Regions from separate parts of the Mus musculus genome. Here regions 1 and 3 are each linked to region 2. The links are chromatin loops, found by intact Hi-C in ENCODE. Cell type or tissue: gastrocnemius. All regions are shown on one strand. Links, peaks and the distances in the headings refer to the core of each region. The heading gives the core; the rest is flanking DNA.

Region 1 (6,108 bases), core at 358-5,357, 82 kb before region 2:
CCCATTGTGGCTGTGGAGTGAGAATGGATCGACCCCCCTGGGTTTCTCTGAGGCTCTGTCATCTTAAATAAATTAAGATAAATTACACTCTTCCAGTTGGACAACTATTTCCAGCTACTCCTGTGTCCTTCTACGGCAGTACTTGATGCTTGTAGGCCAGTGCTGCTTATCATAACCCGTAATCACAGCTCTGCTTCATAGAAAACTCAACTTCTGCAACTTCTGCAAATCCTTCTGGGTCTCTTCCCCTGAATTTTTTTTTTGAACAAGTGTTATTTTCCTTTGTAATATGTAAAGTTTCACATTTTGGAAAACACCAGCCCTGTCTTTGGTTGTGGCTGTTCTCCAGGGATGGACAGTTGAAAGAACTTATATGATGCATCTGTGGAAGTCTGCAGTGGCAAGTGTGGATGCTGCTCTTTCCATGCCAAATCAAAACGACTGACTTTATATCTAAAGAAAATCTCACACATACCTGGCCACTCTTTTTCCAGTGTCTAATACATAATAGGCTGAGTTGGTCTCCCCCTCACCCCTTGAGTTAGGATCTCAGCCTGGTCTGGCCTTGAGCCTTTTGGGTGCTGGGATTATGAGTGTGCACCACCACGCCTGGTGACTCATTCTTTGAAAAGAATTGCTAGTCCTCTGTAACCGTGTGATCTAAATGGCAAAGGAGAAGGAGAGTTAAGAACAAAATGATATAGAATCTTAATTTGACCTCGAATAAAATGTGAGAGAATATGTTCAGGGGAACTGGGTAGTTTTAATATGTCCCACTTGACCCATTAAATTGGGCCTCTGCAGACTTCAGGTGTGGGACTCGAGAGTGAAGTGAGGCTCAGTAGTTCTGATGCCATCTGCCTGTGAAAGTAGAGCCATCTTTCAGGGCTGAGCTTAGAGCAGGCGAGCTTGCTGAGGGCCTAAGCAGAGTCTTGGGGTGCACTGTGGGAAGGATAGAAACTAGGGGCTACAGCAAAGAAGAGACAACCAGGCCACAGATCTAGGAGCAAGTCATGGCGAAAGATGTTAGAGGAAGAAATGAGTCTCACTTTGTAGCCCAAGCTTGTCTCAGAATCGCTCCTCCTGTGCCGGCCTCCAGGCCGGGGATTTACAGGTGTGTTCCACCACACACAGCTCTGTCACACACTTAACCTCAGAGGCCAATTTTAAGCTAATTTACTTTATGCAGGAGAGTAAGCTTAGGGGACATACACTTACATTTTTGTACTTCAGGGAACTTTCTGGAAGTCACTGATTTATAGACGCAAAGGGGAAATCTTTTTTTTTTTTAAGATTTATTATTATACATAAGTACACTGTAGCTGTCTTCAGACACATCAGAAGAGGGTGTCAGAGCTCATTACGGGTGGTTGTGAGCCACCATGTGGTTTCTGGGATTTGAACTCAGGACCTTTGGAAGAGCAGTCAGTGCTCTTACCCGAAAGGAGAATTCTTAAGTTGCTAAAAGCAAGAAGGTTTATATATTATTTGTACTCACGTGGTCTTATTCTATCCTTGGGACAGCTGAGACAGAAAAAGAGACAGCTGAGCACCTGAATTTGGCTGGTACATCTCGGTCAAAAGGTTCCCAGGGAACCAGTCCATTCCCAATGTCTCCACCATCTCCAGATTCCAGAAAGAAATCCAGAGGCATCATGAGACTCTTTGGGAAGTAAGTGGAAGGAAGGGCAGGTGGAGGACCTGACTTGTGTGCTGTTCAGGTGCAGAGGACAATGGGAAGTTTGCCTGGGCGTGGGTACCAAATCCCAAGGCTTTTTGAAAGAAAGACTGATAATGGGATGCATATACTCATTGGGCCTTGGTTAATATTTAAATTCAAATATCTGGACTAATGACATACAAAAACAAACAAACAAAAACCTTATGATTAACCACCAAGTCAGAAGCCTCCTCAGGTCTAACGTATGACCATGTGCGTTGTGTCCTTAGACTTAGAAGAAGTCAGTCAACTACATTCAACCCAGATGACATGTCTGAGCCTGAATTCAAAAGAGGAGGGACAAGGGCAACTGCAGGACCCAGGCTTGGTTGGTCTCGAGATTTAGGACAGTCCAACAGGTAAGTATACCTGTGATGTCACTATTGGCTGAAGTCCGACTTACTGCTCTGTCTGGGAAAGTGACTCTGCTTGTCAGTAGTTGGTGACAGCTGTGTGGGTGAGAGCAGTGTGAACATGTAAGGTGTCAGGATGGTTCTGGGGCTGAATGTTGATGTAGGTACAATTATGTGGGAAGTCTCAGAAGGCATAGTCTTGTAAAGGTGGGGCAGCCGAGTGGTCAGGAGATGGTTCTAGGGGCTGGGCTTGTGGCATAATAGCAGAGACCTAGTGTGGCAAACATGGGGTCCTGGTACCAACTCCAGCACTGAGAAGTGGAAGGGGAGAAGGTAAAAACTATGCTCTGGAGTCAGACTTCTTGCTCTCCAAACTCGTGTCCACCAGGCAGGTGACCTTGAGCTATGCCTTCATGCTCTGATTCACTTTCCTCTCACCACAGAGGGACCTAGCACCTATCCTTAAAGGTGATTGTGAGGACTGAGTTGATATCTGTCTAGTAACAACTGATCAATAGACATTAGCAATTTGATAGAGCCTTTGAAAGTGCATAAAGACACATTGTATCAGAATTCCTGAGCTTATCAAGACCATACATTGTTCGACCGAATTAATAAAAGCCTTGTCATACTAGTTGGGGAAAAAAGCTATGTTTCACTCACTAGGAGTCCAAGAACTTTCCTTGTGCTTTATTAAAACCTAGGTGGGTTTGGAGCTAACCATACTGACCTCCTGAGCATAAGAGGGCGGGGTTGGCAAACTTACAGAACAAGGTGTTGAATGCAGAGCCTTTTAAAGAGTAATCAGCTGGGAACACAGACTCCCACACAGGTGGAGCCCTGGACATGGGTTTCATCAAGAAGTTCCCTTTGGCCTTCAGATAACAGATGTTCCCACTTGCCATATGTCTCCTTAAGTACAATAAAGAACTCCCTTGTGCTATTAAAAAAAAGTTTTTGTCATGCACACACAATGTAAATTAATATTTTTTAAAAACTTAGCCATGTCACTTTGAAAATTTTTTCAAGCAGCAAAGCTGTGTAAGAAAAAGAAAATAGAAACTTCACTTGGAGTGTTCCTTCCTGTACTTAGCAGGGGCACATTATCTCCTCAGTGATTCTCTGCTAGAGAGAAACCATAATTCTGCTGAAATGAGTTCATAGTGCGCTTGAATTTCTTTCTGCCAAGCAGTATTTTCAGTTTGGGAGTCAGCTCTTGGGATAGTTTTTTTTTGAATGTGGAAAACATAACTTACATAGTTATGTAAGTTAACTGGGTTGCTTTAGGTCTCCTGGTAGGCCAGCAGCCTTGGCTGTAGCAGACCACCTGTGGGGCCTTCCAACTGGGGGCTCTTCACAGAGGCAGAGAAGATGCTGATCTGTTGCCCTGGCTGCAGTAGATCTCCTGGGAGGCCACTAAAGACTGTAGGGTCTTTAGTGGAGCAGTTGTACAACGGCTCTGAGTGCAGCTGATCCGCACATAGCTCATCTTGGTGTTTTTCTGTAGAAAGTGTTCTCAGTAACTCCTGTTGGTTCTTCCACAATTTCTTTTGAATTGAAAACAGGGATTTTAGAAAGTAACTTTCCAATCTCGAACTGAAAATTAGGTTTTTCTTGGTTAAATGTTTGTTGCCAGGGAATTTCCATATTGATTGTATGCACAGTTGCTCAGTACTGACTATACGCTGCAAGACTGGGCTGTTTCTCATTTCCTACAGTGACCTGGATATGCCATTTGCCAAATGGACCAAGGAGCAGGTGTGTAGCTGGCTGGCAGAGCAAGGCTTGGGGTCCTACCTGAGTTCTGGCAAGCACTGGATTATATCTGGCCAGACCCTTTTGCAGGCTTCTCAGCAGGATCTGGAGAAGGTAACTGTTCCCATTCTCCTGTACGTAATAAGAAGAGGGGGGTGCGCATGTATAGCTGGAAATGCAGCTCAGGGGTAGTGCGCTTGTCTGACGTGTGAGAGCCCAAGGTTCAATCCCCAGCAACACCTACCCTCAGCCAGAGTCTTGATGTAGTATTGATCCTTTATCATCCTGAAACAGAGCCGGCTGAGTGGAACCCGTAATGAAAAGCATTAGCTTATGTAATTATATAGGTGCTATAGTGAATAGACTTCATAAAATGGATACAGTTCATACATCTCACTCATTTTGTAAACACACATTGACATATCTTTTTAATATAATATATGCAATTCAACTTCACAAAGGAATACTTTATATATTTTATGTTGTAATTCTCAAACACTGTACACAAAATAGAAGTCAAATCCCATTATGCATTCAACAGTTTCTTTCTTACAAATAAAATGAATTTATTTAGGCAGTGTCTAACATCCCACTGAGCCCATTGTGGTAGACTTGGGCCTTTTCTTCAGCAATGCTGTCCTGGCCTGAGGTTCATACTATAATTCAATATAGACTGGGTTATTAGCCTGAGGTAGTGTTCTAACTCAATGCAGGGCTGGTCTTGAAGGGAAGCTTCCTGGTGGAGGGTTCTTTGCTGGTGGATCCAACCCTGATGGACAAAATTCTAAGGCTCTGTTTATTGTTTCAGGAACTTGGCATCAAGCATTCACTGCATCGTAAGAAGCTCCAGCTGGCCCTGCAGGCCCTGGGATCTGAAGAAGAAACCAACTATGGGAAGCTAGACTTCAACTGGGTTACTAGTAAGAGGCCTTTATGCATGAAGAAGAATAAACATTGTCATATTTTCTCCTTGACAGTTAGGCAAGTTCATAGCTTGATAACGGCACTGGCTTTTCTCCTTTAGGATGGCTGGATGATATTGGCCTCCCTCAGTACAAGACCCAGTTTGATGAAGGGCGGGTGGACGGTCGAATGCTGCACTACATGACTGTGGTTAGTAGATCTCTGTTGGGGTGTTTCCTGTGAAGTGATGTTGTAACAGTTGGTACAGCTCTGAGATAATTAGAAACTTAAGCCAGGCAAAACTATATTTAGCCTAAGCTATCTAGAGGACTGAGGTAGTCAACAAGGTGAGTTCTGAAGTGTACACGTGGATGTTTGCGTTTTTATGGTGTGTGAGTTCTGTCACAGAATTGCTACTAGATAGAAAGGGTTGAAGCCCTGGTCATTTCTACATCACGCGTTCCAGAGTTACGAAGCTCTAGTTTGCCCTGGTGTGCACAAGGACCAGCCTCCTCCCTTGCCTTCCTTCGCACGGCTGCTCCCTGAAATCCTCTTCACATCAGTCCCGAGGGCAGGGGCTGCGGGGTTAGAGGAGGCGGGAGGCTGAACCTGCACTGCTCCCTTCTCTACTGGGTGTTTTCAGGCTTCCAGCCAGCGTAGGAAGACCGTAGGAAGACTGTTCCTTATGTATAACAGCAGGGGAGATGGCTGCCAGGAGAGCCTTGTTCTGGATTCCACAGTGTGATTAATGTTTTATAGAAGATCCTTTTATTTAAAGAACACGTTGTCAGGTAGGGAGCCCCATAGGTGTTTTCTTTGTTAAGTAAGGGGAAAGTTTAACCTGCTAATTCCATATTTTTTTTTTCATTGTGAAAGGAACTTGGAGCTGAGTTCATGGGATTTGTATTCTTTTATCATTGAGCCAAAGTACTTGCAAGCTTGGCGGGGACATCATGTAACCTTGCATGAGTGACCATAATGAGCTTGGCATAGTTTATAGCCGCTGTCTTTTTTAAGAACCACATTTATGGATTCTCAGTAACCCTTTAATACTATTACATCTCCATTCTTGAGACTAAGAGACAAGGAGCTGAGAAGTTGGGGAATGTAACCAGTTGTCCATGGTTACTAAGTAGCAGGAAGCCATAGAGAATTTGAACCTAGGCTGGTTCCAGGTCCTTCTTTGCATAGCGCACTATTCCACCTGGGACAAATACAGTGACATTTGACCTGCTTCTGCCCACGTCCATGGGGTCAGATGTCCCGAGGGAATGTGAGCAACCTCAACTCAAAAGTCACAGGAAGCACTTGTAAGACCTGCATGCCTGAAAGACATGGAGTGACACTGGAAAGAGTGACCTGTGATTCCTAAAAGGA
Region 2 (6,108 bases), core at 371-5,370:
GAGATCTGTCTGCACGGCTGGATGGATTTAATGGCCTTGAGGCTCTGGATGGAGAACGCTGGGTTCACCCTCACATTTGGAAAACAAAATGGAACAGTTCATATGCACCCAGGCACCTGTAAAGAGCCGTACCTTCTTGGTGTTCTTCCTCCACTGCGCCTGAGACTCCTCCCACCTACACAGCTTCTGCTGTGGCTTTGCCTCTGTTAGCTGCTTCCGCACTTGTCTTCTGCAACATAATTTTTCCTGGAGCAATCCTTCATTTCACAAGGCAGAAAGATTTGGGCAGAAAACATTCTTGCTTGTGTGTTTAGCCACTGAGTGAGATTCCCCTGCGTTAGAGATGAGGACCTGAAGTGGACCGGCTGTCCTGCTTGTTGTCAGGAGCCGAGGCTGAGCCAGCTGATGGGTACATGGACTTTGTGCTGTAGGAGGGTTGTAAACGTGCCTGTTGTGTGTCTCTGTAGAGGAGTGGGGACACCCTTAAAACAACCAACTTACTTAGCTAGTATCTGAAGCTGATGACAACACATTTATCCATAATTAGTTCAGCTTAGCCATCCCCATTTATATGCGGCAACTGAGCATATAAACTGCCTTCCGATGAACCTTATCCTTTATACCTGTGTCTGTACCAGGAGCCTCCTCTCTGAGGAAAAATGGCCTACCCATTCTGTGAGGAGAAAGCCAAGGGATGAGTCCGTACTCTCTCTCCTCCAAAGACTTATTTTAAAGGTATTTAAATGCACATCTGTATGATGGTATGGCGCAGGTATGCCAGTGCCTGAGGACGCCAGAAGAGGGAATCAGATTTCCTGGAGCTGGAGTTACAGGAGATTGGAAGCTGCTGTGTATGTGCTGGGAACTGAACTTGGGTCCTATTCAAGAGCAGCCAGTGGTCTTAACCAACCAGCCCTGCTTTCTTTCCTGCTCATACCCCTGGAAGGTGTAGTGGTCTTTTAGCATTGGTGGGTTGCAATTTGGACTGTCCCTGTCCCCCGTGCATTTTCCCTCCTCCCCCAACCCCGGGCACAAGTCTTAAGTCTTGGGAACTTCCTCAGCTGGTGAGGGTTTTCAGGAAGGTTATGGATCATTTAGAACATGGGTCTCTTGTCAAGGGGTGATGTAGTCACAAAGGGTGAGACTTGAAGGCCACACCTGGCCGCTTCCTAGTTCCTTCTGTCTCTGTGCCTCCCGTTCCATTATGGTGTGACAGACTCCAGCCCCTGCCACCAAGAACTGCTCTTCAAGTGCTCCCTGTCACAATAGGCTGAAATCCTTTGAAGCTGTGTGCCAGACGTCCTTCTGTGAGTTGTTTCTGTCAGATATGGGGACCACAGTGACGTGAACGTAATGACTATGGCTGGGGATTGGTTCCAGGTCTGAACATAAAATGTCACGGGCTGCACATCACTTCAGCATCAAGCTGCATTTTAATGCATCTCGAATTGCATGTAACAGAACAGAACGCATGTGCTCTTTAGGTAGTTATTGCAATCTCGTCTAAGGGGGATGGATGTCTGCACATGTCCAAGACAGATGCAATATGTCATTTACATTTGGGTCTGAAGCTGCTGGCTGGATGCAGGCATGGCATCTTCAGATGCGGAAGACTGAGTTCAGTGAGGCAGGTATCCTGATCCTGGCCTCAGGCCCACAAGCAAGATTGGTCCTTGTCACCAAGAGCCGCCTGTTTGGAGTTGCTTGTATCTGTGGATTCCCATTCCTGCCCTGCAGAGTGTGGAGTCCTGGGTACCAGAGTAACATTTGAGAAGTCACCTCTGCAGTCACCAGGCAGAATGGCTCTGACTGGAAAACTTCAGGACACCTTCTACCAGAGAGTGTCCTCCCATGTCAAGGCCAGAACTGACCTTTTGGTCTGCGTCTTCCTTTCAGATCTAACTTCAAACTTGTGGCTGTCAATTCAAAGCTTTACGCCATCGGTGGGCAGGCTGTTTCTAACGTGGAATGCTACAATCCCGAGCAAGATGCGTGGAATTTTGTGGCTCCCCTGCCAAACCCTCTGGCTGAGTTCTCTGCCTGCGAGTGCAAGGGGAAGATTTACGTCATTGGCGGATATACCACCCGAGGTGAGTGAGTGGCAGTCAACTGCTTTTGCATAAGCTGCAGCAACCTGGCTGGGTCAGGACTGGCTAGAAGAAGCTATGTATCTGAGTGAGATTTTATGCATCAGATGCTATATACTCGCCTTTTCTTAAAGATGTGAGCCCCGAGGCAGGATGGATTAGGCAGGAAGGACCTTTGATGACCTTATTTGAGCATGGACATTGTTCACATGGAAGAGGGAATTATAGAAGATTATGAATGTTCGTTGTGCTTCTAGAAACCCAGCCTTATGGTCAGTACCTGGAACCTGCCCATTTTGGAGGTTTGGGTCACAGCTTGGGAAAAAAGGGTAAACTGAGTTCTCTTCTCTCCCCAAGAGTTAAACCCACCCACCAGTGCCAAGCCAGAGCTAAGTCTGGCTTTTGCTTTACTAGATAGATACCCAGAAGGCCAGTTCTGGGGGCCCGTTTCTATGTCCCATGGAGGTGATAGGGTGTGAGCACAAAAGAACTTTTTAGACCAGATGGTTACACCTGTGCAGAGTGTTCTACTGTTTGCATGTACACATCTGTGTGATGGACATTTTATAGGAGTAGTGTGGAAAAGAGACAGTGCCCAGGTTCAGTGCTGCTGTGTGTAGCAGAGAGATCCCAGGCATCAGGGTAGAGAACATCATAGCTACGTGAGGGGGTGTTTCTGGGTGCAGGGAAGAGCCCTGTCCTTTGTCTTTGCCTCCCTTGAGGAGGCTGCCACCAAGTGGTCTGTTAGCTAAGGGCATTTACATCTGTGTTTGGTGTGTCTGGTGTGCAGAGCCCGTAGCTGAAGGAGAGGAATAACTGGACTCTTGGAGTTGCTTGTATGTTTGGCATGCAGGGGCAGACAGAGCTCGCTAGCCCTGCTGATCACTGCATGAGGGAGACTCTGGGTCTACAAGTGAACACAGGCAACTGTGTAAATGTCAGACACCAATAAAGTATTCAGATAGGTGGCCCATAACTGGGTGTGACTATGCACTCATGTGATGCTAGCACTGGGGAGGTACAGGAAGTGGGACCAATACTTTAAGGCCAGCCTGGGAGATGGTAGAGCAAGAGGAAGGGAGAGAAAGCTCTCAGCAGGGCGTCTTCCTCACCTCTTCACTCTCTTTCTGGTGGCTTCCTCATGCATGTCTGCTGTCTTCATGTGGCTTCTCCTGTAAGTCTCTACCTCTAATACGGATGCTGGCAGTTGGGTTTGTGATCCAGATCCATTTTTTAAATATATTTTTTATTAGGTATTTTCCTCATTTACATTTCCAATGCTATCCCAAAAGTCCCCCATACCCTACCCCCTACTCCCCTACCCACCCACTCCTATCTTTTGGCCCTGGCGTTCCCCTGTACTGGGGCATATAAAGTTTGCATGTCCATTGGGCCTCTCTTTCCAGTGATGGCCGACTAGGCCATCTTTTGATACATATGCAGCTAGAGACACAAGCTCTGGGGGGTACTGGGTAGTTCATATTGTTGTTCCACCTATAGGGTTGCAGATCCCTTTAGCTCCTTGGATATGTTCTCTAGCTCCTCCATTGGGGGCCCTGTGACCCATCCAATAGCTGACTGTGAGCATCCACTTCTGTGTTTGCTAGGCCCCGGCACAATCCCAGATCCATTCTGTTTAGCGTGTTTACAGCCACAGATCTGTTTTCAAATGAGCTCTCTCTGGTGAGCTGAGGTTGTGGATTGGACCTGCTTTGGGAGTGGGGTGCGGGCTCTACTCTCTGCAGCTGGCCTATGTAATTGTGCCTCTGAGAAGAGGCAGCAGCGAGGGAGGAGTGTGATGGAAGCCATGGACTATTTTCTTCCTCAGATGCTGTCACTTCCCAGTGGCCCCCACTAGGAATCAAGATAATTTGTCTTTGCTAGTGCTTTGCACCATTTGCACTGGGGCTCAGTACAGCATCGATTAAGTTCACAGCAATGCACGGCAGCTGACACTCCTGAATCCTACATCCTTGCTTCTGTTTTTCTAGGAAAGTAACTAGCTAGATTGTTTACCTACGGACATTTCTTCTTTCTTTCACGCAACATGGTTTGTGTTTTGAAGCCAGGTCTTACCCTAGCGCAGTCTATGGTGTAGAACTCTGTAGCTCAGTCCCCTTGTCTGAGCCTCCAGGTGCTAGGATTCTATGCATGAGCCACCACCGTGTCTCGGCGAGCTATTCAGAATACACTCTGGTTGACATGACACACGCTTGTGCCCCGGCTTCTCTTCCACACAGGAGCTGCTGGCTCCTGCTGGGAGCACTGTTCTTCTGGTAGATTTCCTGGCTCTTCCATGACCTTGGCTCAGCAAATGGGTTGTAGATTTGACCTGGAAAACCCTTCTTGTGTGTTTTGAGCTTCATGGCCACCACTAGCGTGCCTTCTTCACTTGGGCCACCCAGGATGATGTCCATCCCGGATTCTCCATGCCAGAGACCATTCTGTGCGGTCAGAGGTGGACTGGATGGGTGTTTGTGTTCTAAGCTGAGAGGGCTGGGCACTGGCTGGCCTCTCTAACCCTCCTCTAGCCTGGATTTTCCAGCACTTCCTGATAGTTCCTGTAGTTCCCATTATAAACAGCTCTTCCCAATTGTTTGGGGGAAAACAAACAGACAAAAACAAAAAAACAAACAAAAGAAGAAGAAGAGGAGGAGGAGGAAGAAGAGGAGGAGGAAGAAGAAGAGGAAGAAGAAGAGGAGGAGGAGGAGGAGGAGGAAGAGGAGGAGGAGGAGAAACCAGGACTTGAGTTGGATTCCCATCCTGTTGACTTCTTAGATGAGATTTTTTAAAAATTCAGTAAATAATGGTTCATGACTTTTTGTTGTTTTGTTTCGGTTATGACACAGGGTCTCTGTTATGTAGCCCTGACTGCCTTGGAACTTGCTGTACAGCCCAACTCACAAAGACTCACCTGACTCTGGATTAAAGGCGTGCATCACCACACCCATGACTTTTATAATAGATTTTGGTTATTTTCATTCTTTGCCAGGCAGTAGAGTGATGGAGACACCAGCTGTGGTTGCCCATCCCTGTATTCTTATCACGTGGAAGGCTAAGGCAGGATTGCTGCAACTTTGAGGCCATCCTGGGCAACATAGTGAGTTCCAGGTCAGCTGAATGCAGGCTAGAGAATGAGCTATCCCAAAATTAAAAAACAAACAACAAAACAACAGGCAGAAATCCAGAAGGAAATCCTAGCAACCCTAAAGGGCAGAGGAATCTGTTTTAAATGTGAAGACCCAAAGATTGTCTCACCAAGTCAGGCTGCCTGAGCCAGGGCTCAGCGAACAGGGGGAGCCAGTTTGTAGCAGAAGGCCCAAGAAGGCCTACAGGATGTTGGTATGAGGGGAAGAGATTGCTGGTGACTCAGCCAGGTGTCCTGGGTAGATTAACCAACCCCTCCTTGTCTATCTTCTAGAGTGACACCTCATTATTTAATCTCTAAGCAGACCTTTGAGATGACCAGAAAGGCAGGTCCCTAGGGCTGGAAAGCTTGTGGGCACAGGGACCAGCATACACTAAGGACCTGCTTTTCTTTCTCTGCTAGCGTGGACTCAGATTTGGCTCTGGGGCTTGTCTTTCTGTCTGTACCTCCCCTTCTTAGGCAAGGTCTTACTTTGTAACCAAGGCTGGCCTTGAGTTTGCAATCCTCCTTCCTCAGCCTCTGAGGGCTATGATTACAGATGCTTACCACCATGCCAGGTCTGACAGTACAGCTCTTTACGCGTAGCAATAGGTGGGGTGGATGGCATTCCACCTGCTGTGCAAGGGTCAGTGACTATGGATTATCATTGCTTTGAGAGGGTCCATTGCTGTGGGAGGTGCTGTTGCTGTTTTGAGTCCATTGCCATGGGAGGGTCTGTTGCAATGGGTGGGTCCACTGCTGTGGGAGGGTCCATTGCTGACAGAGGGTCACTCTGTTGTTGTGGGTCCATTGCAGTAGGTGAGTCTGTTGCTATGGGAGGGTCTGCTGCTATGGGCTGGTCTGTTGCTATGGGCTGGTCCATTGCTGGCTCCA
Region 3 (6,108 bases), core at 358-5,357, 73 kb before region 2:
TGCAGAGCAGTTTTAGTGTCTTTCTTTAAATTAGGCTTAAACCCATTTCTTTTTTATTGCTCCTCACCACTGAGTAACACCCAGCCGTCTCTCATGTGATCCTGGTCTTAAACTCCTGCATGTGTGTAGACAGTATTTCTGCACACCAGTGTTCCATGAGCAGTTGCTTTCAGAGGCAGCATTCCAAATGGAGCTGTGCTGCTGCTATCCCCTGAAGCCTGGGTTACACATGCCTCTCTCGGGCACAGTGATATGTGAACTAAAAATCAAAGTTCAGGCTGGAGAGACAGCCAAAGCATGGTTGCTCTCGAGGAATTGGGTTTAGTTCTCAGTACCCACATGGTGGCAATAACAATCTTTAACTCCTCTTCCATGGCATCCGAGACCTTCTTCTGGCCTCCATGGGCACTACTGTACACACAAGGTACACACACACACACACACACACACACACACGTAGGCAAACACTTTTACACATAAAAAAATTATTTTTAAAAAAACGAAAAAAGAAAATCCATACCCTGGGCTGGGGCATTGGGAATTACTCATGTCAGCGATTTTTGCAGTGTGAAGTACCTCCATTTCAACTGTGTATAAGCTATGATACTTTTTACCAATCCCAATTTTTCTTACAGGTTCTTGAGCCTCGTTTTAATGTAGAAACTATGGCCCAGTTACTGAACATTCCACCAAATAAAACCTTGTTGCGCAGACATTTGGCGACCCATTTCAACCTTCTGATTGGTGCAGAGGCCCAGCACCAGAAGCGAGATGCCATGGAGTTACCGGATTATGTACTGCTAACAGCCACTGCCAAAGTGAAGGTTGGTTCAGGATTTTGGCATTTAATCATTGTCCGACGTTTGCAAAGGCCCCATTATTCCACTTTCTAAGATGTACTCAGTTTTATTAATGAGTTTAAAATATCTGTATGTACACATATCTATAAATTTCAAGCCCAATTAAGGGATTGCATGTTTGAAAGTTTCTGCTGAAGTCATTTGTGTTATTAGAGTCGAAGAAGATGTGGTCAGCTTCTGTTGTCAGTGTATTTTGCCAATGCTGAGGACTCTGACGTGAGTCCAGTCTGCCACTGCAATGTTTTTGCTTTTCCCGTTGGTAAAAGGAGAAGTTAGGGTGAAAATAAGTGAGTAGAGAACATATACCTTGCAGGCGTGTGGTCTGCGCTTGACCCCGGGACTGCTGACAAGCAAATGGACCAACAAGAAGGCTTAGCTCCTGAGTACACCTTAGCTCCCGTGGTTTCTAAGTCAGAGAAATCTTAAGAACAGAGCCAAATCTCCTCCAGCCGGTGGGTAGCTACCATCATGGTGGTCGAGCTGTGCAGTTTCAGCTAGTGCAAGATTTACTCAGGGCACTGGCAGCAATACACCAGGATCCATAGGAAGGTTTTCGGGTTTCTTAATGTAAAATGTGAGTCAGCATTCCTTTCCAAAAGAAATGCTCTGCAGATAAACCAGTATATCCTCTATAAAAGAAGCCATAAAAGAGGATAATTGGAAAAAATTCAAATGAAAAGTATCTGCTATGCAGATTCATGCAGGCCATCGTTGGCACATCACCTGAGGATGTAAAGGCCAAGAAGAATCAGAAACCAGAAGTTAGGATGCTCAGAGAGAGCAGGCTGTCAGGGCTGCCAAGGGAGCAAAGAAGGCTAAGCAGGCATCAAAGAAGACAGCAAGGGCTGCTGCCAACATCTCACAAAGGCTACACCTGAACAAGAGATTGTGAAGGTTGTTGCTCTGTGGGTCGGTGGAAAATGCTAATTTAATAGATCAGAATTTTAAATGAAGATCCATCTTTAATTCAAAAAGGAAGAGAGTCAAAACCAGAGGTTGTGATACCTGCCTGTAATCCAGCATGCAAGAGTCTAAGGCAGGAAGACTGCAAATTCAAAGATGGTCTGAGCTATATATTACAGCGTGGGTGGTTTTTACTTGCCAAGGTTTGAGGCTTGTGCCAAATTCAGATTCCCTCTTTCTTCTTTTGAGATACTCCCACATCAACTTATCTGTATATTATTTTCACATCCTTAATATGAAGACAATTAATGAGTTCTCCTAGAAATGTATGCTGAGCTCTTTTTGTTTTTACCCTGTCTGCCTTCCTAGCCTTCTCCTGGGGGACTGTGTACTGATTACGATGACATTTCTCCCCTAAAGATCAGTGGACTCTTTCTCTCCAAGGGTGTGAATTCTTTTCCACTCATCAGTCCTACTATTAAGGAGAACAGGCAAATGAAGTAACCCCAGCTTTACCACCTGCCTTCCCTTCCTGTCTCCCTCCCTCCCTACTTCTCCAACTTGGGATGAAACCTAGGCTCTTAACCATATTAATCCAGTGCTCTAAAATTGATGGGTACACCCCAATCTGCCACTTTTCAATTTTTTTATTTTTATTTTATTTTTTAATTGTGAGTCATGCTCTTGTTAAGCTGCCCAGGCAGTATTTAAGCCTGTGGCTCTCATGCCTCAGCTACTGAGTAGCTGCAGTTGCAGGCAGGCCCATGCCACAAAGGCCCAGTGAGGACCACTGGCTTTCACTGATCTTAGACTGAATAGTTTTGCAAAATTTGGCTCATCCCTGAGAGGAATTCGATTGCATTAAGTCCTGTCTAATCCTAACAAAGGATTTTGACATGTCCAGCCTGTGGCATAACGGTGAGATTGACCTTTTGAGAGTTACATCAAGACAATTTATGATATTTGGGTGTGCTGATACTATGTCTGGGGTGCTTGTGGCTTTCCCGTGATAATTTGGTCATTGACGTTGCTTCCCCTGTATGGTGAGGTGAATAATTATCTTATAGGTGTAATTAGTCCTTTGTTATAGGGATTTTATCCTATTGTATTTGTTTGCTTTTAAAGCCGAAGAAGCTGACCTTTAGCAACTTTGGGAATCTGAGGAAGAAGAAACATGAAGATGGAGAGGAATATGTTTGTCCGATGGAGCTAGGCCAGGCATCAGGTAGCTCCCAGAAGGGGTTTAGACCTGGCTTGGACATGCGCCTGTATGAAGAGGATGATTTGGATCGGTTAGAGCAGGTAAGGTGCCCACAGTCATGCAGACACTGCTTGGAAGCCTTGCACACTGTCACTGAGGAAGGGTGCTGTCTTCATGTGCCTGAAAGTAAAAATAGCAAAGTATCCTGAATAGCTGCCAATTGCTGCGCGCTTCCAGGCACTGTCCTCAGCACCTGACGTACTTTATTGCTGGTGCTGATTTGAGACCTTAAAAGTGTCGCAGTAGGGAAGCTGAGGCACGGAGTCACTCTTGTTCCTGCTGCATTCGATGCTGTGTACATTCTTTCTGTTTAGACTGTCATTCAGTTATCTGTACTCTTGAAATTGTACAAATGAGCTTGTCACACTGTGGTCTGTTCATGGCAGATGGAAGATTCAGAAGGGACGGTGAGACAGATAGGTGCATTTTCTGAAGGCATCAACAATCTCACGGTGAGTGTGTACAGTGAGTGTGTGCAGCAAGTGTGTACTGTGAGTGTTTGCAGTGAGTTGCAAATGTTATTCTAACAGCACCCAAAGCCACAAACACCTCCTTGCATGTTGGAGGCATGTGCTAAGCTCGGGACTCTGTGTAACTCCATGTCCCTTGTTTTTCAGCACATGTTAAAGGAAGATGACATGTTTAAGGATTTTGCTGCCCGCTCCCCGAGTGCCAGCATCACAGATGAAGACTCCAACGTTTGAGCAGAGCACCTGGGCAAATGCCAGGAGCACAGATGTCATTTTCTAACTTGGTTTCTCGGATAGTGAATACAGCAGGTGACAGGTTGTGCATTGTTTATTGTTTGGTCTTCTGCTCACTCAGAAGGAGAACTGTCACACGGAAATGGTGCCAGTTCTGAGGATACTGAGAAAAAAGACACTGGTGAACGGAAGTGCGCTTGCTCTGCCTCTATTTAATGTAAAGTCTGTGACATATGTTGCATTTACGATTGGGTGTTTACCAGAGTGCTTCGCTCACATCCCCAGGAGGGAGGATCTGGCCACATCAGTGTTCACTGCAGCCGTCTGAGCGGAAAGAGCTGCTCCCCAGATCCAAGGCCACCATGCCAGCAGCACCTCCACTTGCCTCTCACTGTCTTATTTTTATATATTTTTCTAAATACGTGTATATATACAGTATACAGAAAGCAGAACCTTTATTTTGTGACACAAGGATCAAAAGATCATATTAAAACGAAGAAACCCCAATATTTCAATGATCATATACCAGCTGATTCCTGAAGATACCAGAGTCCCATTTTTTTTCCACTGCTGAATTTTAACAGTGTTACCATTCAGGCTAAATTCTACTTGATAAACTTCTTTGGCTCCCACAAAAATTGCTGAGCAGTTTGGAGCTTGGACTTTAATCTTGACTCCATTTGCTTTATAATGAAGAATTTTAGGGTATTACCACATCAACTTGAAGCCTTTGGATGCACTCATATACCCATCAGAAAAGTTTTTGTTAGAATAACTTTGGAAAAACAAAAAAAACAAACAGAACCTTTACATCTTAAGTTTCTTTTTTTTTCCCTTTGCTAAACTCATCATTATGTTGAACTAAGGAGTCCTGCCTAGCCATGTCGATTGTACCTTACACTCAGACTGTCAGCTGATGGGGCTTCGTATTATTTCAATCAGAACCCAAATATTTTAAAGCTGTAGAACATTTTCTAATGGCTATCCTGTCCAACAGCAGGTTGCTCATGTTTTCTGTCACACAGGGCCCAAAGGCTTTTTGTAAAGAAAATAGAAAGCTACAAAGCAGCTGTTGAGTGGTATGTGTCTATGAGTGTTTTCAGCAGGGTTGGAGACAATCTACTTTTCATTCAGGGCTACTCTAAATGAGATCCCCTGTGTTCTGGACAGGAGCTTAGACACTGGGGGACAGGTGGACAGGTCACTTTACAGTGATAGATCTGGTGATAGCTATTTCCAAATGTCAGCAGTATGCCGTTTTTATGCTCTGCAGGTTATAAAGCTGTTCATTGTGAACCTTGTAACACTGCTGGTTATTTCTAATTAAATTATCAGATGCTAACATGCTCCCATTCATGATTTCATGACAATATTGGCTTCTTCCTGTATTGGGGTTTTAGTTTAACATGAATAAATACCACCATTTGAAAGCTCAGTTTGTTATTAGAACCTGGTTAAAATACCAGCAGACTGTTACAGATGCCAAATATTCTTTATCAAGGACAATGTAACAACTGATGATATGTGATAAAGTTAAAAACTTTTGATTATATATTTTATTTACAAAAGTATTATGCAAAGTTTGCATTACCTTATGAGAGGAAATAAAGTCAATTGATAATTGCCTTGTGTATTTGTCATTGTTTCTTTGTTCAGAAAAACAAAGTCTTCATTTCTGGTGGAAACAGTAACTGATTTTTGTTTGTAAACTTGCACGTTTGATTGAGTTTTTTTGAATCAGACAAATTGAGATCTCTGCTTAAGAAGTACATATAAAAGGAAATGCCAGCAACCTGCCTGGGGAAGGAAGGGTCAGAACAGATGCGTCAAAAAAGGGAAACAGAAGAGACACAAGCTTAGAGACATTGGTTGGAGAATGTAGGAGTCTAACCCATACATTCACGTGCTGGTTTTATTTTGACTAGTTTTTAGAAACAGGAGCCACATCCAGGAAGAGATCAAATGTAGCCTGTACATAACCTGGAGTAGAGCAGGTGTTTTGTGTGAAATTGTCATTTGTCACTTGGCAAGCATCAGGAATCTGTGAGCACAACACACCCAGTTGACAAACGGGGCCCTCCCTCACATGTTTGTCTAGCCTCGGGTCTATATGGCTAGCCACATCAAGGAAGCTGTGGCATTAGGAAGCTGGTGGTGGCTTTAACAGATGTGGCTTTGCTGAAGAAAATCTATGAGAAAGAGGCAGTTCCCGGTGACATTCACATGCTGAATAGCTAGAAGCAGCATTTACTGGGTGTGAGAAAATGGGACAAAAGGCTTCACAGCAGGTAGCTCCGAAGGACAGCCAGGAGGTTCTTGCCATGTGTGAGGTGGTCAGTGCGGCTATTTCCCATGCAGCGCAGAAGCTGAAGGAGTACCT

What was found. Hi-C counts contacts between places; a loop is a spot of excess contacts. Peaks named below come from ENCODE experiments on the same cell type or tissue, not always from the same donor. Only the 100,000 strongest peaks of a DNase experiment are listed, where the experiment ranks them.
Region 1: it touches region 2 in a loop (2.9-fold over the local background); 12 of 42 quality-filtered maps call a loop at or near these places.
Region 3: a loop joins it to region 2, with 2.1 times the contacts of the local background. A loop is called at or near these places in 10 of 42 quality-filtered maps.

The regions. Positions count from the first base shown.
Region 1 is chr6:147,017,510-147,023,617 of GRCm38, forward strand. It overlaps Ppfibp1 (PTPRF interacting protein, binding protein 1 (liprin beta 1)), which reads left to right. Exons shown (of 31, transcript NM_001355728.1): 21 at 1,525-1,672; 22 at 1,951-2,079; 23 at 3,792-3,942; 24 at 4,637-4,748; 25 at 4,853-4,941. Among named protein-coding and RNA genes, the nearest start is that of Rep15, 12 kb to the right of the region's middle. In gastrocnemius, for the core only: no CTCF peak of the experiment used is centred there; DNase peaks (open chromatin) are centred at 3,446, 3,875 and 5,324; H3K27ac peaks cover 343 bases.
Region 2 is chr6:147,099,670-147,105,777 of GRCm38, forward strand. Klhl42 (kelch-like 42) reads left to right here. Exons shown (of 3, transcript NM_001081237.1): 2 at 1,897-2,090. Among named protein-coding and RNA genes, the nearest start is that of Klhl42, 12 kb to the left of the region's middle. In gastrocnemius, for the core only: a CTCF peak has its summit at 2,815 (motif pointing left); no DNase peak of the experiment used is centred there.
Region 3 is chr6:147,026,673-147,032,780 of GRCm38, forward strand. It overlaps Ppfibp1 (PTPRF interacting protein, binding protein 1 (liprin beta 1)), which reads left to right. Exons shown (of 31, transcript NM_001355728.1): 28 at 636-824; 29 at 2,889-3,065; 30 at 3,411-3,476; 31 at 3,642-5,353. The coding sequence ends at 3,728. Rep15 (RAB15 effector protein) reads left to right here and starts at 5,865. Exons shown (of 1, transcript NM_025620.2): 1 at 5,865-6,108. The coding sequence starts at 5,993. It also overlaps the pseudogene Gm35876. In gastrocnemius, for the core only: no CTCF peak of the experiment used is centred there; DNase peaks (open chromatin) are centred at 3,139, 3,745 and 4,019.